Linked DNA regions of Homo sapiens: regions 1 and 3 are each linked to region 2. A link is a contact called in ENCODE Hi-C or POLR2A ChIA-PET data. All regions are on one chromosome and are shown on one strand. The core of a region is the stretch at or near the end of the contact, and the rest is flanking DNA. Distances in the headings are between cores, read along the strand shown.

Evidence for each region. A loop is a pair of places that touch in the nucleus more often than their neighbours do. ChIA-PET counts read pairs that join two places held with the same protein, here RNA polymerase II (POLR2A). Pooled maps may share reads with other maps.
Region 1: a loop to region 2 is called in a map of Calu3, with 3 times the contacts of the local background. The contact joins two enhancer-like sites. A Hi-C loop is called at or near these places in 2 of 168 maps with a recorded cell type or tissue (Calu3 and cardiac septum) and 1 of 50 pooled maps. POLR2A ChIA-PET finds 5 or more read pairs at or near these places in 2 of 52 experiments (K562 and activated CD4-positive, alpha-beta T cell).
Region 3: a loop to region 2 is called in a pooled map, with 2.6 times the contacts of the local background. The contact joins two enhancer-like sites. A Hi-C loop is called at or near these places in 2 of 50 pooled maps. POLR2A ChIA-PET finds 5 or more read pairs at or near these places in 2 of 52 experiments (WTC11 and activated CD4-positive, alpha-beta T cell).

Annotation. Positions count from the first base shown.
Region 1 is chr10:78,407,766-78,410,465 of GRCh38, forward strand. No RefSeq gene overlaps it. Among named protein-coding and RNA genes, the nearest start is that of LINC00595, 140 kb to the left of the region's middle. RefSeq lists enhancers at 1-222, 1,035-1,846. Within about 2 kb of position 1,331, at least 21 of the 41 ENCODE cell types and tissues checked have a DNase peak (open chromatin) inside an H3K27ac peak, as active enhancers do.
Region 2 is chr10:78,044,277-78,046,976 of GRCh38, forward strand. It overlaps a transcript of RPS24 not described here. Among named protein-coding and RNA genes, the nearest start is that of RPS24, 12 kb to the left of the region's middle. Within about 2 kb of position 1,380, at least 2 of the 41 ENCODE cell types and tissues checked have a DNase peak (open chromatin) inside an H3K27ac peak, as active enhancers do.
Region 3 is chr10:78,542,359-78,545,131 of GRCh38, forward strand. No RefSeq gene overlaps it. Among named protein-coding and RNA genes, the nearest start is that of LINC00595, 280 kb to the left of the region's middle. RefSeq lists an enhancer at 1,204-1,705. Within about 2 kb of position 1,478, at least 15 of the 41 ENCODE cell types and tissues checked have a DNase peak (open chromatin) inside an H3K27ac peak, as active enhancers do.

The sequences.
Region 1 (2,700 bases), core at 81-2,580, 360 kb after region 2:
GGGTGTGAAGCTGGTGCACCCCTGGGTCCTCCCCGTGTACTCTGAGGCACTGGGATCCTGGTTTCAAGGCTTGCTCAGTCATCTCTGGTGGTGTAGGTCTTTGTGTTCAGTTTTATAAGTGGAGAAAACTGAAGATGATTCTGTTTACCTTACCCACCCCCTCACTTACCTCACCTAGCTCAGGGGCTGGGTATGGGGTGGTCTCAGCCCAGGACAACCTTTTAAATATTAAACATGGTACCATGCGATGTTTGTCATACTTATGACCTGGAGAAATCAAATGCGATTACTCAGCCATCTCAAATGGGGCAATGTGTATGCTAACAGCTACCCCTCCCGAGGGCATTTCACACATGCTACCTCCTGAGCTTCACTGAGACCATCTACAGGCAACAAAACGGATACACAGAAAGATGGGTGGCTGGGCTCACTGTGGCCTGCAGAGGAAATATGAGCTTGACGTCATCCCCAGCTGGTTCTGTATCTGAACACCGAGCACGAGGAAGTGATGGTGGCCAGGCCGGTCTGTACCTGGGCTCCTGCGCTCTGCCGCAGCCCAGTCAGTGTGGTTGGTGCCTGGTATCATTCCTATGTAACAGAGACAGACCAGAGAGGGAAATAAACTTGCCCAGGGCTGTGCAGCTGCTCAGTGGCATAACCAGGACTGGAACTCATGTCCTCTTCGTCACTCTCAGGTGCTCATCCCACTCATCTCAGCAAATCACATAAAGCTCTCGGTGGCCTTAACACCAGGTCAGGAGGACTAGAAGGGGTTGGCCACGAGACAAGGAGGAAGTCATTGAGGGGTGAAGCTGGAGACCAGCCTTGAGTCCTGGCTTGTTACTGGTGTGACCTTGAGCAATTTGCCCTCCTTCTCTGAGCCTCCATTTCCTTGGGTGTTGCCCAGGGATGCTGATCTGTGGCCAGCTTCCCACAAGCAGTTGCTCTGAGGACAAAGACGTGGGATGGGAGCTGGCTCTGTGGACAGGCAGGGGCAGCTCCCCCCTGCTCCCCTGCCATGGAGCTCCCTTGTCCTGGGTGAGTCTTGGCCAATGCCCCAGAGCCCTGCACAGTCCCAAGCTACTGTGGGAAGGCAGGGAGCTGGCTTGTGCCTCCCCAGTGTCGACACATCCGTTCTCAGGGGCTCTGAGATGGCCTCTCTTGGCCTGGACGTGCCACAAACAGTGCCCTCTCCCCTGCCTGTGTGTGTTTTGGGGCTGGCTGGCAGGCTCAGGAAAGCAGCCTGGCCTTATCAGAAGCCCTGGGTCTCCAGTTTCTGGGAACTGTCTCCGCTCTGTGGCTTTCTTTCCCAGGTGCTGGTGCCAAGCAGGCTCAGTCTGAGCGTCTGGCGGGGTTCCAGGCATTCTGTGTCAAGCACTTCTCAGCAGCAGGAAGACCAACTTCATGGAGGCCTGAAGGGACCCAGCAAATGACCTCTGTCTGCATGGCCCTGGCTTAAAAACAGGAGCATGGTTGTTAGCGCCCCCTAATCCACACAGGGGACCAACTCCTCCTAGTTGTGTGGGCTGGGCTGGGAACTCACACCAATGCCTGTTAGCCGCCTCTAGGGAGGGGACCTGCATGGAAGTGTCATCCTTTAGGAGGCATGACCAGGTGCACCGTCTCCATTCATGCTGCACAGGGATGGAGGCTCGGCGCAGAGACCTTGCTGGCCTGTGTTCTACAACTCCCATCACCCAAGAGAGTCACTCCACATCCCTGCGAGATGGGGATCTTGACTGTCAGTTAAGATTGAGACAATGGAGGTGCTATGAGGTTGAGAACTTCTCAGTCAATCAGCCATGTGTGGCTGAGCCAGGTTTGAAGCCAGGCAGTTGGGGTCCAGAGCCCAGTTCCCACCTTAACAGCACAGGAGGGGGTCCTAGGTCTTCTGGTCCCACAGCAACCTCCATGCCCCTGCCCCCTCCACTCCCTGACTCCCTAGGAGTGCAATGCATCTTACTGAGGTGGAGCTGGCTCAGCTCAGTGTAGGTGCTACATGTATAGATGCCAGGTGGGTTTATGTTAGCTAGGGTGCCCACAAATAGGGTCCAGGTACCAGGGGCAGGGTGTCTCAGAAGAGTTGGCAGGGATATAAGGGACTATGTGATAAGGAACGAGGGCCCTGTATACTACCCAGCTTGAGGTCTTTGTGGGGGACAGGGTCTCAGCCCTCTGTTCTGGTCCCTTGTGTGGATGAGCAGTGTTATCTGTAGATACCTGGAGCCCAGAAGGTGGGAGAGGTGGCAGTCCTCGGTGCCTATCCACTGTCCTCTCCTGGCAGACTCCCCTCCTGGCAGAGCCTCTCTCCAATGCCCGTGACTACTCAATCATCCTCTTTCTCTTGCTTGAAAATTTGATGGGACAACTCTGCATGGCTTTCTTGGCTCTCCACACTGCCCCCCTAGCCGAGGTCCTCACTGCTCTTTCCATGCTCCAGGCTGATCTTCTCCATCTCAGTCCCTGCCTTCCCTCCTCTGTGCCTTGGTCCCAGAAGCTTCCCCAGTCAGGCCACGTTGGAGCCCATCTTTAAGGAGGAGACCTCTCCCCTACCCTGGGCTCCTTCAGCATCCTAGGCCACTGGGTGTGAAGTGACCGAAGGGAGTACCATGGGACAGGCCTCTGGGGCCCTTTGCCTTCTCCAGACCATGAGATCCTGGAGGGCAAATTCTACAGCCCATTCATTTTCAGTTTCCCAAA
Region 2 (2,700 bases), core at 130-2,629:
AAAGAAAGCAGGGAGATGGGAGCAGGCAGTGTGGGACAAGGTGAGACCAGTCATTCTGCAAGGGGAAGAGAGGATGACACTGGGGAGGTGGGAGCAGAGTGGGTAGGTAGGCATTCTCTTGAATCAACAAGATGGAAGGCCCTACATGACTGATGCCTTTGAGCAGAGTTTTGCACAATGCATTTCTGGTGGGAGATACTCCATTTCAAAAATAGTCTTCAGGTTGGCTGCTAGAGCACAGAAGTATGACACCTGACTCATTTGTGCTGGCAGAGAGGCTCTCCTGGGTTTTAGAGCTTTGTGAACACACCTCCATACATTAATCCAACTGTCCTTCCCCATCCACTCACCCTTGAACTTCCCGCATGCCAGATGTTGAGGGGAGGCAGAAATGAGACCTGCCTCCCAGTGCCCACAGTCTGGATGAGAGGGTACAGGTGAGGTCCTGGTAAGAAACGAAGCTGGAGAGGTCAGCGGAGAATAAATCAGGGAGGATCTTGTATGCCAAGCTAAGGATTTCACTTGTTCAGTGTTTTGGTTAAAGAAAATAAAACGTTGGAGAATTAGATGTTCTGCAGTGGATTGTGTGTTCTTTTCACATGCCGAGTTCCTCCACACAGGAAATACTTTGGCAACGCTCTGGCTGCTCATCATGCATATTGGAGAGGGAATTTATGTAGAAGGTTATGGGTCGATGAGATGGCATCCAAGTATTTATCGTATTTTTTTGAGATGGAGTTTCACTCTTGTTGCCCCGGCTGGAGTGCAATGGCACGACCTCAGCTCACTGCAACCTCCGCCTCCTGGGTTCAAGCAATTCTCTGCCTCAGCTTCCCGAGTAGCTGGGATTACAGGCATGTGCCACCATACCTGGCTAATTTTGTATTTTGTAGTAGAGACGGAGTTTTTCCATGTTGGTCAGGCTGGTCTTGAACTCCTGACCTCAGGTGATCTGCCCACCCCGCCTCCCAAAGTGCTGGGATTACCGTCGTGAGGCACCGCGCCTGGCCCCAAGTATTAATAACTCGGAAAAAGGGACCAGATCAGGAATCAGGAGTCACAGTTCCTGATCTCCACTCAGCTTACAATCAGCTGGGGCCATGGATGGGCAAAAGACTTCCCTTTTCTGGGCTTCTATTTCCCTCCCTGTGTCTGTCTGCTATCCGGGCTAGATGAGTAATTCCGAAACCTGGCAGGTGGGGGCTTTCTTTTTTTCTTTTTGTGAGATGGAGTGTTGCTTTGTCACCCAGGCTGGGGTGCAGTGGCACTGTTTTGGCTCACTGCAACCTCTGCCTCCTGAGTTCAAGCGATTCTCCTGCCTCAGTCTTCTGAGTAGCTGGAACTACAGGCGCCTGCCACCATGCTTGGGTAATTTTTTGTATTTTTAGTAGAGATGGGGTTTCACCATGTTGGCCAGGCTGGGGGCTTGTTAAAAATACAAATGCTGGCTGGGTGTGGTGGCTTATACCTGTAATCCCGGCACTTTGGGAGGCTGAGGCGGGTGGATCACTTGACGTCAGGAGTTCGAGACCAGCCTGGCCAACATGGTGAAACATCTCTACTAAAAATACAAAAATTAGCTGGGCGTGGTGGTGCGTGCCTGTAATCTCAATTACTCAGGAGGTGGAGGCACGAGAATTGCTTGAACCCAGGAGGCGGAGGTTGCAGTGAGCCGAGACCATGCCACTGCACTCCAGCCTGGGTGACAGAGCGAGGCTCTGTCTCAAAAACAACAAATGCCCAGCCTCTTGCCCCAGTTTTCAGAGTTAGTAGATCTGGGTAGCGCCCAAGCACCTGATGTTTTAATAGCTTCCCAGGTGAGGCTGCTTCAGGAAACTGGACTGAAGCTTCCCAGGTGAGCTCAGGCTTGGGAAGCTGGACTGAAGTTTCTCTAAGATCCGTTCTGCCTCTGAGAATTCTGTCTCTAATGGGAATACTGTCTCTGCCCTCAAGAAGCTGGCAGATGAACAGTAATACTATTGCTAATTAATGACCACAGAATAGCTAACATTTATTGTTTACCATGTGCCAGGTACTGAGCTAAGTCTTGCACAAATTATCTCATTTACCTTTTTTTTTTTTTTTTTTTGAGAATGAGTCTCGCTCTGTCACCCAGGCTGGAGCTCTGGATTGCACCAGTGGCGCAATCTCAGCTCACTGCAACCTCCACCTTCTGGGTTCAAGTGATTCTCCTGCCTCAGCCTCCATAGTAGCTGGGATTACAGGTGTGTACCACCACACCTGGCTAATTTTTGTATAGTAGAGACAGGGTTTCTCCATGTTGGCCAGGCTGGTCTTGAACTCCAGACCTCAGGTGACCCACCTGCCTCAGCCTCCCAAAGTGCTGGGATTACAGGCATGATCCACTGCACCTGGCCTCATTTACCTGCACTCGGAGGGAAGTACTATTACCCCCATTTTATAGATGAGGAAATTGAGGCTCAAAGAGGTTAAGGAACTTGGTTAAAGTTACACAACTATGGCATCCTATGATAAGCCTGGGGGCATTTGTGGAACATCTTGCCAAGGAGCTAGAAATGGTCCTGAGCCTTAAATGGGTGGAGGTGATTAGCTGAGGCAGCGATTCTCCAGGTGTGGTCCTGGACAGCAGCAGCAGTGTCACCAGGGAACTTGCTAGAAATTCAATTTCTTGGGCTCCACCCTAGAATTACTGAATCAGAAGCTGTGGGTGGGGCCAGG
Region 3 (2,773 bases), core at 228-2,727, 500 kb after region 2:
TCAGATTCAACTACTCGTAGCTGGTAGATGATCGATGCTGTTTTTCACCTCATCTCTGCCTTGAATGCCCTTCCCTTCCCAAATAACATCTATTCCTGCTTCAGAATTAATCTTCCCCCTCCTGTCTGTTATCTGGGAAGCTGTCCATTAGCCACCCTGAGCTGAATTATAGTCTCCTTTTCTTGCTTCCACAGCAGTGAGATGGTGGTGCTGAGCCCTGAACGCTGTCTGCTTCCTAGAAGTCCCTGGCAGCGTCCCCACCCCCACGGAACCCCCTCACCCATGTTCAGGAAAGCTGCCTTGTGAAGCTGGTCATGTGGGATGTCACCTCAGGAGGGAGGAGTGGCCTGCCCAGCACAGCCCGCAGCAGCTCAGGCAAACACAGTGCACCTCACTTGTCTGCATCACCATGGCCCCTAGGAGTGAGCACGAGCTTCCACAACCTTTGCTGACAAACAGGGGTTCCGCCCAACACAGCCATGATGCCTCAACATCCGGAGAGACCCTGCCTTGTATCAGCACAAGACTCCTGGGTTTAATGATGCTTGACCCTAGCTTCTTTCAAGACTTTGGTCTTCATTTGTGCATCTGCAGGGAGCAGGGAGCATGGAGGGAACAGCAAGGGCTGGGAGTGGGTACCAAGTCAAATTCCAGCACCACAACAGGGAGCCTCGTCTTCAGCCAGTTCATTCAACTCAGGGGGCTTCAGCGTCCTCACTGGTCCAGTACAGGCAACATTCCCCCTGGCCTGCTGTGGGGTAACAGGAAAAAACATGGGGTGCCGCCAATGACATTGGGAGATGTATCTGGGGGTGAGGTTCTGGAGAGCTTCAAGCCCTGGGGGATTTGGGTCTTGAAGGCACACTGTGGACCTGGAGCAGCACTAGCCCTGCATGGCACCAGGACCCTGCCCCTCACCATGAACCAGAACCCTCTCCCTGGGAGATGAGTTCTCACCAGCCAGGGCTGCGGGGTTGGGGGCAGAAAGCAGGAGCAGCCCCTAACAGCTCAGTAGACGACAGCTTCTGGGAGCCTTTTTCACCAGGATCTGAGGCCTGTTTACATGGGTCCCCCCTGTGGTCTCTGCTGCTTAATATGCCTTTTGAAAATGATGCTCAGTGGGATGGTGTGTGCACATTTGTAATTCCAAAGAGCCGGCTGGTTTTTCACAATCTGTGCCTGCTAATTTCTCAGTCACAGGAAGGGAAATAGCAAAAAGTCCCCAATACTCCTTGTTGAGTGGATTCCCTAATAGCATTACGTAGTGCTTCCTATTTACAAAGCACTTTTATTTCTCTCAATGAGAAAGGCAGACCTACTGCTATAAGCCCAGGGGGAACCCGGCATCCACAGAGGAGAAATGACTCGTCCAAGGTGGCACAGTGGCAGTGAGAAAGAAGGGCAGGCACAGCTGCACCCCGTTTCTCCTGCCAGCTAAGTGCATGCCCCTTCATAGCAACCTCTGGCATAGACAGAAGGAGAGATGAAGCAAGAAGTTCCCAGAATGAAGGCTGTTTCCCCTAAGAGGTGGGCGTCCTGCCACAAGAAATGGCTCATCGGGAAACACTGAGTGAAAACCCACATTCAGAGCAAGGCTTCCCAGTAACTGAGATCCAGCCTGAGGTTTCCAGGAGCTGAGCCTCAGATGGAATGAGGGCGGGCTCAGAGCTCAGCCAACCCTTTGAAACTGAGCCTGCGGGTGAAGTCAGGTCAATACATTCACAGGCGTTTCAGGCCCTATCGACGTCTGGGGTGGGAAACCCACCCGAAAGCTGTTGAAATACAGGGGCCAGCACTGGTTCTGCAGAACAGTGGCTCTTTGAGTGGAAGGTGTTCGAGAATTAAGTTTCCCCAGTGTTCCCAGGGCTCAGACTTTAAGCCAAGGGGGGCTGGGGCCCCCAGTGCCTGATGGAGCCGCTGATAGGTCCCTGCTGGCTAAAAGTGATGACATTGGCAAGAAACTGATCTTTCTGGGGAGCAGAAACTCAAGAGCACTCAAGTGAAGAACACAAGGCAAGTTGTGTTACCTGCCACAAAGCCCCAGCTTTCAGGACCAGGGGAGGGGTAGATGGGGACCACTTGGTATTGGGTATCAGGAGACCCAGACCAGACCCTGAAGGAGGAAACGGCTGAAGCGAGACCTCTTATCTTGTCTTGCCTCCTCCTTCGGCATATAATCGGAACGTGCTTAGGCCAGAGGCAAGAAAGCATGTAATCCACTACCTCCCTCTGTGTCATAGACAGGAAAATTGAGATCCTGTGGCATCAGGAGCCTTGTTCTTGGGTAACAGAGTGTCAGACATGGGACTAGGAAGCAGGCCTCCAGATTCCCCGTCCACTGCTGGTCTGGACTTGGAAAACAAACAAAACTCAAAGCCTCCAGCCCTTTGTCACCATGCAGCAGGCCACAGCCACAGCACACCTCCATCTGGCCTCCTCCATATATTTTTCGTGAGCCCACAGAGTGCTGTTCCCTGCTGTAAGCTGATGCTTGCACACAAATGTCTGGCCAAAGCAGTTTTTGTTTAAAAGCTAAGTCAGTTTGTACAAAAGCACACCCTGCCTGGCATGGCTCCCTTAGCACATTCCCACTGCTAGTCAATGCCTGGTTGAATTGTGAAGACCAAGGACATGCAATGTAGGTGTCACCTGTGCACTACTGGAGATAACCCCGGGGCGGGGCAGCTGCTGACCTGGGCTCCAGAATCTCAGGTGCAAAATGCAGCTTAGATCCAACAGGGCTGAGATAGACACAAAGAGATGCAACCCTGAA